2 separate regions of the Homo sapiens genome follow, and region 1 is linked to region 2. A link is a loop called in an ENCODE intact Hi-C map of the cell type or tissue named here. Cell type or tissue: CD4-positive, alpha-beta T cell. All regions are shown on one strand. Links, peaks and the distances in the headings refer to the core of each region. The heading gives the core; the rest is flanking DNA.

Region 1 (6,452 bases), core at 1,321-6,320, 1.0 Mb after region 2:
ATTAGAACTAATAAGAGAATTCACCAGGGATGCTAGAAACCAAAAAACACTGTATCTTACAAAATATGTGACTCTTACAAAAGACATACAACAAGACCTTCATGGAGAAAATTATCAAACTGCAAGACAAAAACGGTACCCTAAATAAATGCAGCTATATATCATGGAGTGGCTCATTATAAAAAATATGTCAATTATCTGGGAATACATCTGTAAATTCAGTTCTGTTACAATCAAAGTTCCATCAGATATTCTACTGCCACCCCCTTGGAATTTAGCAAGCTGGTCTATATGAAAGAGCAAAGGTCTAAGAAAGCCAAGGTAATCCTGAAGGAAAATACAGTAACATATTGATTTACTTTAAACCTATTCTAATTAAAACTATGGTATTGGTATAGTATAAACAAACAGATCCATGAGTAGATGAGGGCTCAGTATATGACATGTGGTACTATTAATCGATGGGTATCACACACTAATGAAGAAGGGACTTTAACCATATGGAAAAACAATTAGATCTCTTCTGCACAAACAAAAATCAATAACAAGTGGATTAAAGATTTAAACATGAAAAGAAAAACTAAACATGTTTATGAGAAAATAAAGAAGGTTTTCTGACATGGAAGTATGGAAGAATTTTTCAAACAAGCAAGCAGATACCAAAAAAATAAATAAATAAAAAGATGGATATATTTGATTATATGTAAAATTTACACATTTCTGTATAACTAAAGGAGAAAAAAAAAGACACTTGAAAGGTGTTAGGATTATTATCATAAATATTCGAGTAACTCCTCACTTCCAAAAATCAATTAGAAAATGACAGAGTCCACTGGAAAACTAAACAAATATAGTCAGGCAATTCACAGAGAAAGAGAACAAAAGCCAATACATGCATACAAACTGTTTCCCCCATAGTTCCTAGGAAAATGCAAATTAAATATCATTTATTAAACATTTGCTTGAAATCAATTTAAAAATCTGATATCTGGTTAAGATGTGTCCAACTCTCACATGCTCCTTATAATAACTTTGGTAGGAATGTAAATTGCTGCAACTGCTTTAGAACATTTTCTGCAATTTCTTGTAAAACTGAGGAAGCATACACCTTGGGACTCAGCTCTTTTCAGTTCTGGGTGTCAGATGGAGAAAAATATCTCCAATAAGAGCACAAGTTATATACGAAAACTTTCAGCATTCACTGCCTTTGGCAGTGAAAGATGACAAATAACCTAATTGTAAAGGATGTGAAATCGTTACTCATACAAGGGACTCCCACATAACAGTTAAAATGAATAAACTACATGAATTACGTGAATCAACATGAATAAATCTCAAAGACAATCTTAAGTGAAAAAAGTTGTAAAGGTTATATAGTATCATCATTAAAGGTAAAATTTAAAAAGATAAGATAGTACATAAGATTTACAGATGAAACATGAATATATACTAAAATATACATAAGAGTAACATATATCACATTTGTGGATACTTCTGAGGGGAAAAAACATTATTTTCCCCAAAAAGATTTACAGAAAATAAGGTTTGGTGACATGTACATAAGTGCTTCACTACTGTCCATACTTTCTATTTGAAATTTTTCATAAATAATTTTCAAAGCAAATTAAAAAAAAAAGTTGGATTCTCAAGAAAATATGCAACCAATGCAACTCATTAGGAAAAAATCTGCTGTTGAGAAAAAATGTGAACCACTGAAATCTGAGTGGTAGGGAGGGACTGTGAAGTCTAGGATTCAGCAATTTTACAAGTGTTTTTAAGCTTTGCAAAATTAAAAAAAAAACAAAAACTGGAGAGAAATCTTAAACACATTTTGATATGGTTTCTGCAGAGAAAAACAATAATCAGCAAAATCATATAAAAAGAAGACTCTGGCCTCAGGTAACAAAAAATGGCGAATAAATGTCTGTGTTTTAGGTCAAAATACTGTATTTACAAAGTTAAAAAATAAAATACACTTTAAAGTGTTAAAATATGTTACTGAACATTTTAACTGAAAAAAGTTTTAAAGCTGGTAAAAACAGAGTATATTTATATTCATTTACTGTGTTTTAGTCAGTTTTTAAAATGAACTAATACAGGTCCCAATCAAATCAGATAAAATGGCTTCTATCACAGTAATAATTAGAAAAGTTTCTTCTAGCCAGGCATTGTGGCTCCTGCCTGTAATCCCAGCACTTTGGGAGGCCAATGTGGGTTGATCACTTGATGCCAGGAGTTCTAGACTAGACTGGCTAACATAGTGAAATCTCGTGTCTACTAAAAATACAAAAATATTAGTCAGGTGTGGTAGTGCAGCTATATGGGAGGTTGAGGCATGAGAATCGCTTGAACCCAGGAGGCGGAAGTTGCGGTGAGCCGAGATCGTGTCACTGGACTCCAGCCCGGGCGACAAAGCGAGACTCTCATCTCAAAAAATAAAAAAATAAAAAAAATTTTTTTTTTCTTCAAACAGATAATTGGATTAAGATAAATTAAGGAGGAGAAAAAGGAAATCAGAGGTAAAGTTACAAGGCAACGAACTATGTGGCAATGTATATTAGCAAATAAGGGACACAATCTGGCTTTGACCTTTCTTATTTTTTATATATATTTTTTGAGACGGAGTCTCGCTCTGTCGCCCAGGCTAGAGTGCAGTGGCGAGATCTTGGCTCACTGCAAGCTCCACCTACCGGGTTAACGCCATTCTCCTGCCTCAGCCTCCAGAGTAGCTGGGACTACAGGTGCCCGCCACCACGCCTGGCTAAATTTTGCTTTTTTTTTTTTTTTTTGTATTTTTAGTAGAGATGGCGTTTCACCATGTTAGCCAGGATGGTCTCGATCTCCTGACCTCGTGATCCGCCTGCCTCAGCCTCCCAAAGTGCTGGGATTACAGGCATGAGCCACCGTGCCTGGCCTGACCTTTCTTAATACAAGGGAAACTAGGACAACTATCCCTCATCACTGTACAGAAAATAATGCTTAGTATTTTGTTAATGCCAGAGATTCTTTTTATTTGGAGGTAATCATCACCAGTTTTTAGCCACAGATCTATAATGGAACTTTTTTTGCCATAAAGCTATTTCCTAATATTCAAAACTTGGGCTACCATGGTCATATTTGATAGGAAAAGCATCTTGGATTTAGGAAACTAATTACTTTAGAAACCTTATCTGTCCATAGTAATAATACATTTTTACCCTTTAGGGTAATTTCATTTACTCTATTAATTTTAATTTTAGGTAAAAAATTCTTTTCCTTAGTTATTGGGGAGTCTCTGTTCCATTAGTTTCCTTTATTCATGGCTAAATTACTACAAAATTCAACAGAGTTCATCATGATTAAAGGAAACTAATGGAATAGACTCTGTAACTTGTGCCAGTGAAGTTGAATACCTATTTCTGAAATTCCTGGCCTCAAGTGATCTTCTCACCTCAGCCTTCTGAGTAGGTGGGTCCTGTAAGTTGTTTACAGGAAGTTCAGTTTTTCTTAGTAACAGGCAGCACATTGAGCTAGCACCAAAGATCTCTACTTACTGGATGCAGAAAATGGGGTCACCAGACTTGGCAAATAAAAAACGCAGGATGCCCTGTTAGATTTGAATTTCAGACAACGAATTACTTCTTTACAGGATCAGCTCATTTTAAAATTAAAATATCCTATCTGATAGAAGACATTGCCAACTGTGATAAAAACTAAATTTTACACAGATTAAAATTCAGCGGCAAACTAATCCCACTCACTTGAGTAAAACTGCACACACCTGAGTAAAACTGCACACACCTGAGTCAAGGTAGTTTTAAAGTCTTCCATAGGTTAGCTTTCTGATCTACGATTAGGCAGTTTGTTCACATACTGTCAAAGAGTCCAAGTCCAGCTAGCTCAAGGAACACCAAATTTCAGACACTGATCCTAAGTGGTCACTGTTTGCATTCTAAAAATCACACCCTCTGGTTGTTCCTCCTCTGTTATATTCCTCAATGTTCTCATTTCCAGCTCTTTCTGACTTCCTCCTATAAGCTAAAGTTCTGCATTTGGGCCTGTTTCCTAGCAACTGTTTTTGCTCATTTTGGTCTGTGTTCTGGCAATGTGGCCTACAGTTTATATTTTGTTTTCTTCAAATGACAGTCCAGCAAGTTCATATTGTTCCTTTCACCTACAGTACAGTGCTATGTTCTTCCATAACGATGATTTATCTGGCCCCTTCCTTAATATAGTTGGAAATGCATTACTGTTTACTCTCCCTGAATCAGCACTGGCATCAGCTGAGACCTCAGTAGAAATACAGAATCTCAGTATCAGCTCCAGACCCAATGAGTCAGGATCTGCATTTCAAAAAGATACCCAAGTGATTTGTAAGCACATTACAGTTTGCTATGTACTGCTTCAGATAATTCAATTAAAAAATTTAAATTTAAAATGTTTTGATATCTTCTATATTTTATAGAAGATAGCAAAAAAGAGTAAGAAAAACACAGATATGTATTTGCCTTACAGGAAGTCTAACTCTAGGGAAGATTATTGAGGGAGAGGAGATTTAAATTCGATACACTAAGGACAGAGAAAAACATCTGCTTCAATAGAAAACTGCACTGTTGAGAGCACAGCCTTTCAGGTTTTCACATTCTGATTACATGGGAAGTCTGATTCTTTCAGCATCTTGGAGCTATTTTACAACTGTCAACTGTAGATAACCAACAGCAATGCAAAATAATTGTCTGTATTCTTGTAAATTCTATCTGCTGAAGGTTCAATGGACTTCCGTCTGACTGTGGAAGCAGCCAATTTTGCCCTCACTTGCACATTTATTTCAATATTCCTGCTCTATAAACATGTCTACTTTTAATTGTCATTTAAACTGGTTATAGCATCTTACCAGTTCCTATTTTAATAATCTTTTAACGCAAGAAAAGATTAATTTGCTCCAAACACTTTGGTCAATATAAAACCTAGTACTCTTCATGGAAGAAAAAAAATCCAGCTTCTTATAGGATAACAAGCAAACCAATAACAAAAACCCCAGTTTTAGAAAGATTCACCATGGTATAAATAAAATCCAGGTTTTCAATACTTTTCAATGTCAAATAATAAAAACACTTTTTGGCAAGTTGAATTTTGCTTGAGCCCTGTGCTGGCTCCTTATTAGCTATAATTTAAAAAATCCTCCCACCCTTGAGTTAGGTAAGACTCAAGGATCCCCCCTTGTTTACCTATGACCAGGCAAAAGAAAGACCCTCCAAATTCTCATTTTTTGCTTCAACTATGAATTTATGAATAATTTGCTGATCTGCTTGGCCCTACAGATCAAGTGGAACAAAATACTTGTTAATCAAACTTTAGTTTCTCTCCTTCCCCCAGGTTCCTGAGCTTTGGCCAACTCTCAGCCAGAGCCAAGGAATAACATTCTCAGATCTACTATTAGATCAAGCCACCCTTATATCCTACTTCCTCACACCAAAACTTTCTAGCACAGTTCACTCCTTGGAGATTCTTGCAGATCTTTTGGTTCTACCCATTGCAAAAGTCCCTTTTCTCCTTTTGTGATAACCCTTTTGAATAAAGTCTCTCCTAAGTCCAGATTTCTTATCTGACATTGTCTTTTAAAAATTCTGCATAGGAGAAAATTAAGACTTTCTGCTGCCTTAGGATTGACATCACTTTACTTTAGTGCCTAAATACAGCATGTTTTGTATTCTAAGATTAACATTTAATATTTTTGTAGCACTACCTAAGAATCAAAAGAGAATGAAATAAATGTAGAATACTTTGATTAGACCTCTCCTACTACCTTAGGCAGTAAACAAAAGTATTTGCTCCTCATACAATTTGAACGCTGCCAGCTCAGGGAATTATCCAGCTTTACTTTAAAACATCAGTAGTTTTAAAGAGTTCTTAAGCATTTTCTCTTGCTGCCCATTACCAAACGGTAAGGAAGGTAGATTAGGTTGAGGAAGCTGAGAAAACTCACACGCGGCCATGATGCTTGCAAGGTCTAGGACATTATCACAGGGGTTTCGGGGTGTTAATGCAGAACACCCCCCCCACCACTAACAAAACAGCAAAACAGCCACTAACAAAACAACAGCAGAGGGAATTGAGGATTAATTAGGGAACTCACTTTTTCTTCCTAAATTTGTAGGGGAGATGCAGAAATACCCGTTCCAATATGTTAATTTCCCTTAACATAGTTTTTTAGTTTGTTACCAGTCTCCTTATTAGTGGGAAAAGTAACATTTAGAGGAAATTTAACAAAACAAAAAATTTACTTCGTTTTTAGGTCAACTGATGTCTCTTTTATGAAAAACATAAAAAAAGTTTTCATGAAATGTTTTATGAAAAAAATTAAAGGCTTTTCTTGGCATAGGGTCTTACAACTTACACAGCGTCTTCCCAGATTATCTCTTATTTAATAAAAATATAATTTAATCTACCCCTACTCCCCAAATCAGGAGCTT
Region 2 (8,351 bases), core at 1,285-6,284:
CCAAATACCTAGAAATAAATTCAAGAAAAGATATGTGAGACCTCTACACTGAAAATTATAAAACACTGACGAGAGAAATGAAAGATGGCTTAAGTAAGGAGAAGGATACATGTTCATAGATTCAAAGACTCAATATTATTAAGATGCCATTCTACCAAAGTGGATACCTATTATTGCAATCCCAGTTGAAAACTCAAGCAAGATTTTTTTGGTAGACATTTACAAGCTGATTCTAAAATTTCTGTGGAAATATAAGCAAACTAGAATAACCGAAATAAACTGGAAAAGAAGGATAATATTAGAGAACTAACTTTACAATGACTTTGAGACTGATTATAAATCTACAGTAATCAAGATGGAGGTATTAGTAAAAGGATAAACAACATATAAAACAGAATAGAGTCCAGTAATAGACTCATATTGCCAAGACAGTCCAATGGAGAAAAAAATTTTCAACAAATGATGCTGGCACAACTGAATATACTGAGGAAAAATAAAAACATGACCTCACATCTCATGCTATACACAGAAATCATAAGTCTAAAGGTAAAAGCAAATGACCACTTCTAGAAGAAAACATCGAAGAATATTCTCATAACCTTAGAGAAGATGGAAAGTATTAACTATAAAAACACACATTTGATAAATTATATTTTGTCAAAACAAAAAACTCTGCATCAAAAGACACCATTAAGAAAATGACCTGGTAAATCACAGACTAGGAGAAAATATATACAACATATATACAGAATCAAGAATATATTTAATTTAAAAAAAAACACTTCATAAAAGAAAATTATACAAATGGCCAATTATCACATTAAAAAGGGCTCAACATCATTAGTCATCAGATAAATTTTAAAAAAGCAACAACCCCACAATGGGGTATGACCAGACACTGTAGAGTAGTCCAGTGATTCTCATGGGATGTGGCAATTTTGACATGCAGGCGGCATTTTTGGTTGTTACTGGCATCTAGGATCCTGCCACACATCTTACAAAGCACAGGACAGCCGAAATAACAAAGAATTATCCTGCCCAAAATGTCAATGGTGGCAAAATTGCAAAAACTCCAATAGCCAAAATGAAAGAGACCAATAACATCAAATATTGGCAAAGCTGTAGAGCAACCAGAATTCTCTGATACATTGTTAGCGCATATGTGAAATGATTTACCTACTTTGCTGTTTGACAGATACTACATATTATGTGCAGACTGCTTCTCAGTGGCCAATTAAAGGCCAGCATGGCCTACAAGAACCAGAATGATCCAGTCTACTTTTCCAGGTTCATTTCCCAATTAACTGAGTGAGGTACAAGGATGGTTTAATATTAGGATATTTTTCAATAAAGTCTACTTGATTCTGCTGACAGAAACTTTAAAACTTCTGGGGCAAAAGGTACCTTAAGGTCATTTAGTCCAACATACTACCTAAAGTAAGAATATTAGTACAATCCTGATGATGAAACAGTTAGTCTCTCACAATGAACATTAATAGTTTTGGCAAAACAACACTGATGTAACTGGTATAAACTAAAGAGACAACAAATTCTATATAAATAATGGTTCTTTACTCTTTATAAACTGAGTTAACCGGACGTCGGTATAGAATTACAGACATTGGCTTAAGAAGCATCACAATACAGATTGAAAAAATGAATATAAAAATTCAGAGATATATTTACAAATACTACAATTCATTTAAAAAAAAAAGAGTCGGCCGGGTGCAGTGGCTCATGCCTGTAATACCAGGACTTTGGGAGGCTGAGGCGGGAGGATCACTTGAGGTCAGGTGTTCGAGACCAGCCTGACCAATATGATGAAACCCTGTCTCTACTAAAAATATAAAAATTAGCCAGGCGTGGTGGCATGCGCCTTAATCCCAGCTACTTGGGAGGCTGAGACAGGAGAATCCTTTGAAAGTGGGAGGCGGAGGTTGCAGTGTGCCAAGATCGCACCATTGCACCCTAGCCTGGGCAACAAGAGTAAAACTCCATCTCAAAAAAAAAAAAAAAAAAAAAAAAAAGTCAACTGATAATTAGTGTATAAATGGTCTAAATCAGCATTACCCAATAGAAATATAATGTAAGTATAAATGCCGGCTACATATGCAATGTTAAAAAAGTAAAATGCAAGAGAAACAAACTTTGATATGTGCAAATACATGCATGCATATTATGTATATAAAACACAAAATAGCCAGTAATCCAAAATATCATCATTTCAATATATAATCCACATAAAAACTGTTTGATTATTAACTACAAAGAATTATCAGACAGGGAGTTTAACTGTGATAAGTTTATTAAAGGATATAGTAGAAACAGTGGACAGTATGTATAAAAAGATGAGAAAGAGATAGAAACTTTAAAAAAGGAGCCAGTAGAAATGCTAGATATGAAAATTAGGTAAGAGATCAAGAATTCTTTTAAGAAGTTTATCAGCAGATGGACACAGTAGAGGAAAAATAAAACCAGTGAACTTTAATCAACATAATCAACATAAAAATTGTTAAATTATTTTAATTCCTTTTAAATACTGTCTTTAAAATCCAGTGTATATTTTACCCTTACAGTCCATCTCAAGTCAGGCTAGCCACACTTCAAGTAATCAACAGCCACATGTGGCTAGTAGCTACTGTTGTTTATTATGTAACAACACTTCTAAATATTTTACATGGATTATTTCATTTAATCCTCCCTTGGCACATATAAGAAAAAGTAACTTGTCCAAATTCTCACAGATAAAGATGGACTCAAGATTCTAACTCAAGCAGCCTGACTCAGATCTCCTGCTCCTAACCATGCTTTTCCACCTCAAATCAAGTTTTTCTGCAATATTACTGAAATGTTCAATTAAATCAAATTAATACCTGGATTCCTGCCACTGGTATCCTATTTTCTGGAAACCTAAATTTGTGGTTTCATATAAAAATTGATTTTTTTCCCCTCATGATTTAAAATCTGAAAGAAAAGACTTACCATTAATATGAGTTTTTGATATTTTTGTTTTAGGTCTGATATATTTGCAGATGGGTCTGCTCCCAGGATGCTGTACCAATCCTTTTTTGGCATCTGCTCAACCGCCATCATCCATGGAACCAGAAGTGGGCCTTCTCAGATTAGCTGAATAGAAATATTAATGACAATTCATCACAGTTTGCCATGTATCTAAGAAAAAATTAAGTACTGCCCTTGTAAATTCTTTAGTATTTAGTCGAGTAAATCATGATTATAATGCAAACCTGAGGAAGCACAGATTTTCATTTAAAATGCCCCAAGAATTCCAGGTATAAGTGTACCGACAAGTATGGAAAACGTGTTAGGTATTTCACGATATATATTTATACTTTAATTAATGAACAGCATTAAAAAAAAGAATTTTATAATGAACCAGGTGGTGTATGAACCTCTAAGAAGGTATTTCTGCTAGTCTTATGATAAAACTGGCACACAAGTAAGCACCCACTAAACACGCTGGAGGAGCTTAATGAATATTTACAAAATGAACGAATAAAAAAAAAGCAAAACAGAACATCAAAGAATTAAAATAAATTTGGGGGCATTCCTTCTGAAAGTTTCTCGTTTGCTTTTCCTCCAGATTGTCTGGAGAGCATGATATGGGAAATAACGTCAGCACCAGCTGGTAGAGAACAAGAGTCCCCTGTTATTGGAGAGGCGCTGAGACCTCGCAAAGACAGAGTGAAACTCTCTACGCGAGGATGCCCCAGTCTTCCACGCTCCAGAAGAGAGACCCTACCAGGAGCCCCAGAAATCAGGCAACCTCTTCCCACAGCTATATACACTTAACGAAACAGCCGGGGCCTCCTCAAGCTCGGGACTTGGGAATCTTCTCCATTCACAGTCGGCTTTACCCACCCAGCCATTGGCGGGCACCCTCTCCGCGCTTTATACGACATCAGACCTACCTAACTTCACATAGGCGCTGCTACCCACTCCTCGCCTGCTGTCGGCCAGAACTCCGGACCGGCTTCTTCTTCCGCCGGAAGTCACTGTTCCGACGTGTTCGCGTTTCTGGCCGAGCTGATGTGGCCGTGGCACAGCTCAGAAGCGACGCTCCGCCCACCCCGACGCGGTCTCTATGGTAACCGGTCACCGCTTCTATGGAGTGGCGTTTACTACCAGTAAGTTCCCAAACTGTGAAGAAAGGCGCCTTTGGCTTCGCTCTAAGTCTCTCTTTTCCGGGCCCCGCGACTGTCGCTTCTCTCCTCCTCCTCAGCGAGCACCCCCTCGCCATCCCAGGCTTTCCCCGCCTTTTTCAAAGCTTCCTCCGTTTACCGTACCCTGAGCTACTCTCAATCTTTTCGGTTGGTGCTTGAACTCTGGGGTGAGAGAGGGGTGCGGGGGCAAGGATGTGAGAAGGATGAGGAGACCTGATGCCACTCTCGTCCCTACAGTTCCTTTACAATGTTCTAATTCGAAAATTAAAAGAACTAAAACCTATGCCAGGTAGGGCTAGATGTGCGGGGGATGGGGTCGGTTTAATTTTTTCTGCAGAAGATATTCGACGTAATTATTAATATTTCTTTTAGACCTTAGCAACCAACTTACAACATAAAAACGTTCCAAAATTCTTTCACATTTGCTATTTCACTTCGCTTTCATTTCAACCCAGTGAGACAAGTAAGGCAGGTGCCATTATTCCCACTTTATAGATGAGGAAAGAAATCAAGGATCAAGGCCAAACAGCTAGTTGGGTAGGGGCAGAACAAGGACTCAGCAAGTCTACACATTCCCAGGGCAGCTATGCTATCTTTCAAGCTTACAGAAAAAAGCAGAATGAACTGTTCTTCTTCGAAGCAGTTAGGGGGCACTGCATATGGGCACTGTTGGGGTTTGTTATTGTTGCTGGTGGTGGTGGTGGTGGTGGTGGTGGTGTTTTTCTCACCTTTCTTTCTTCTCCCTTTCTTGATTCCTGTGTTTCCTTTTATTACTTCTTTGTGCTGCTTACTTTACATTAACACCTCTTCCTAGCATTGTACCTGGAGATGAAAACTACATCTTATTTTTGGCCAGCATGACATAAATTTCACTTGGAGATGTTAAAATGGTTTTGTTGTTACTGCTTTGATTTTGCTTTCCTTCTTTTTTAAACTTCTACCAATCTGAGTTTGAGAAGCAGTCAAGATAAACTTAAGCAGAATAAATAAAATAATCTAATATGATCAGTTATTTAATGATGTTATGAACTATAAAGAATAACTGAATGAAACAAGCAAGTTTAAAAATCTAAAGATGAAAGCATAGATTAGGTTCTCCACAGGGTTTTGTCATGTTTAAAGGCAGATACAAAGAGCATCTGGTTTTAGTCCTGGCTGCATCATACTTTCTTGTGTGGCCTCATGAAAATACCTAAAGCAATGGAATTAAGTAGTGTGGTGAATGCTTTTCTAAACAGTACTGTCAGAATGATGCCACCTTGAACATCTCTAGCCCTCAAACTCCCTTCTGTCCACAGCTTGGTTCTTCCTTGTGTAGGTAGATATGCTCCGGTACTCCAGGTTTTTTGTTTTTTACAGCAAAAGCATTTTATTTTGATTTACTATTTATTAGGTTATTGTGTTACCTTATTTATTTATTGGGGTTTGGAAAGTAAGAAATAGTTTTTTTCCCCAGCAATACCAAATATTTTGTCATTTCATCTCTACATACTTTAGTTTGCATCCCTAAAATGTACCAACTTTTTCTTTTATCTCCATAATGTCATTATTGGACTGTCACATAATATCTAGACCTTACTTACATTTCCACGGTTAATTGAAAATGTCTTTTTCTGGTTGGTTTGCTTGACTCAGAATCAGACAAAATGTACACTTTCCATTTAGCTGTTCTGTCTCTTAAATATCTTTTAAATTATAGCAGTCCCATTTCTTCACTAGAACCTTGTTTTTTTCTTTACTTGCCATTGGCTTACTGAATGAGAACAGTTGTCTTACACTCTGCTTATACCAAAATAAACTTCTTAAAACAATTTTTACATAAATTTCTGATCATTAAGCTTCCTTCATTTTTCATTTTATAGAGCAGTACTTTCCAATAGAAATATAATGTAAGCCGTAAGTGCAAGCTACAAAATTAATTAATCTAAAAATTATTAAGGCGATACTTTACATTCTTTTCTCCTACTAAGTCTTCAAAAGCTGGTATGTATTGTGCCCGAACACACCTCAATTTGAACTAGCACATTTCAAATGCTCAGTAGCCACATGTGACTAGTGGCTACTGTATCCAGCAGGGCAGGTCTAGAGAATAAAGTCCTAACTCCTTAACCTAGCATTCAAGTTACCTCTTCAATATGATCCTTACTTTTCCAACCTCCCCTATTATCTCCATACATTAAACATTTAAACAATTGGATCTTTTCATGGTACTGAAATCAACCCAACAGTCCCATAGACAGGGTTTTGTTTGTTTGTTTAGTTTTGTTTATTGGGGTTTTTTAAATTAATAAACATAGAAATGGACACTTCTTTTCTGAAAGCTTGAAACTTGCATTTGTTTTATCTTTTTGTTTGCTTGTTTGAGACAGAGTCTTGCCCTGGTGTCCAGTCTGGAGTGCAGTGGCATGATCTCAGCTCACTGCAGCCTCTACCTCCCAGGCTCAAGTCATCTGCCCACCTCAGATTCCCAAGTAGTTGGGACCACAGGTGCATGCCACTATGCCTGGCTAATGTTTGTATTTTTTTTTGTAGAGATGGAGTTTCACCATGTTGGCCAGGCTGGTCTGGAACTCTTGAGCTCAAGCAATCTGCCTGCCTCAGCCTCCCAAAGTGCTGAGATTACAGGCATGCGCCACTGCGCCCAGCCACATTTTGTTGATCTTTATCTCAGTTCCTTCCTCAAGAAAGGATGCCCAGACCTCTCAACAAGTATCAAAGAGCTGAAACTCACCAGATTACTGCATCTAGACAGTGATATGCCAGACCCCTCATTCTTCGTTATTGTTTCCTTACCCTTCCTTAGTTCCTGTTTTCTCATACGTAGTTAACATTTCTTCCCTGTTATATAAACCCCTAATTTTAGTCAGTGAGGAAGGTGAATTTGACACTGATGTCCCATCTCCTTGGCTGCAGCATCTGATTAAAGCCTTCTTCTTTGACAATAATCATTGTCTCAGTGATTGACTTTTTGGGTGGTAAGCAGCAAGACATAGATGGAACTCCTGGTGTTTTGGTAACAGCATTTCATCAATAATTGTGTTCAAATGCTTCTCCTTACTTATAACACCCTAATTCTTTTCTTCCTCCTATCAGAGTAATCCCTGCTTTAAGGCCTATCTCTTCCATCAAGCCTTTTATGATGGCCTGGTCCTTAGAACTTACTGCCGCCCCTCAACTTTCATAGCAAGTCCTTTGTATATCACAGTATATTGTTTTCCTTAGAATATATTCTGATTCCCCAGTTGGGTTGCAAGCTTTCTGAGAGCAAGAACACCTCTCCAGAGAAACTAAGAACCAGCTATCTTGCCTCATTCTCTGGAGTTCTAATGATACATAGCTCTAATAGTTTTGTTTCTCAGTATCTTATATTTAAAAGGCAATTTATCCATTTTATGTGAAACTTACATAGTGGAAATATAAACTATGTTAGTATCATGGTTAAAAGCATGAACTCTAGAGTCAGAACATATGTGTTTAGTCCAGGCTTTTCCTCTTACGGCTATGTGAACTTAATTCATCTCTTTGCTTTGGTTTCTTCCTCTGTAATATGGGAGTAATAATAGTATTTCCCTCATAGATTTGTTGTGGGAATTAAATGAGATAGTTGTGCCTGAAAGTAATAAGTATTCAGTAAAGGTTAGCTATTGTTGTTATTATTAATTAATAATATTTGTTGCACATTTGATATATTAGAATGTTGGACATTCATAACAGTATTTTAGGAATTTCCAAAGAGAGCAAATGACAGCAAGAAACAATTGAATTGGAAAAATAAAATCAAACCCAAATATTTGTTGAACTGTACATTTGGTTGGACTTCAGAATAAATTAAAAGGATAGGCAAAACTTTAGTTTGCGTCATCAGCATCTAACATAACCAAGGTAGGCGTATATTAAATATTTGATTCCCAGATGATTGATCAAGTGCTATAGATGTAGCTAGATACATCAGGAGTTTAAGATCCTTTGTCATGATGATAGGAAAAAATGACATTGTTATTAAATCTATCACTTTGGTACACGCCTGCCCGTAAACTAACGTCTACCAGACATTCACAAATTCTTAATTTGATGTCATACTAGTCAATTGTGCTTCTCATTGATGGATAATAATGGAAATCTATATCTATATTATATAGATGTATACATATAGTGTACTTCTGCTAATTA

The links. A loop is a pair of places that touch in the nucleus more often than their neighbours do. Peaks named below come from ENCODE experiments on the same cell type or tissue, not always from the same donor. Only the 100,000 strongest peaks of a DNase experiment are listed, where the experiment ranks them.
Region 1: a loop joins it to region 2, with 8 times the contacts of the local background. A loop is called at or near these places in 7 of 110 quality-filtered maps.

The regions. Positions count from the first base shown.
Region 1 is chr11:30,324,140-30,330,591 of GRCh38, reverse strand. The region is part of intron 1 of ARL14EP (ARF like GTPase 14 effector protein); the gene reads right to left. Among named protein-coding and RNA genes, the nearest start is that of ARL14EP, 4.3 kb to the right of the region's middle. In CD4-positive, alpha-beta T cell, for the core only: no CTCF peak of the experiment used is centred there; a DNase peak (open chromatin) is centred at 3,481; H3K27ac peaks cover 1,624 bases.
Region 2 is chr11:31,365,491-31,373,841 of GRCh38, reverse strand. It overlaps DCDC1 (doublecortin domain containing 1), which reads left to right and starts at 4,103. Exons shown (of 39, transcript NM_001387274.1): 1 at 4,103-4,145. It overlaps DNAJC24 (DnaJ heat shock protein family (Hsp40) member C24), which reads right to left and starts at 3,982. Exons shown (of 5, transcript NM_181706.5): 1 at 3,930-3,982; 2 at 2,983-3,126. The coding sequence starts at 3,093. RefSeq lists an enhancer at 3,690-4,169. In CD4-positive, alpha-beta T cell, for the core only: no CTCF peak of the experiment used is centred there; a DNase peak (open chromatin) is centred at 4,051; H3K4me3 peaks cover 1,725 bases; H3K27ac peaks cover 901 bases.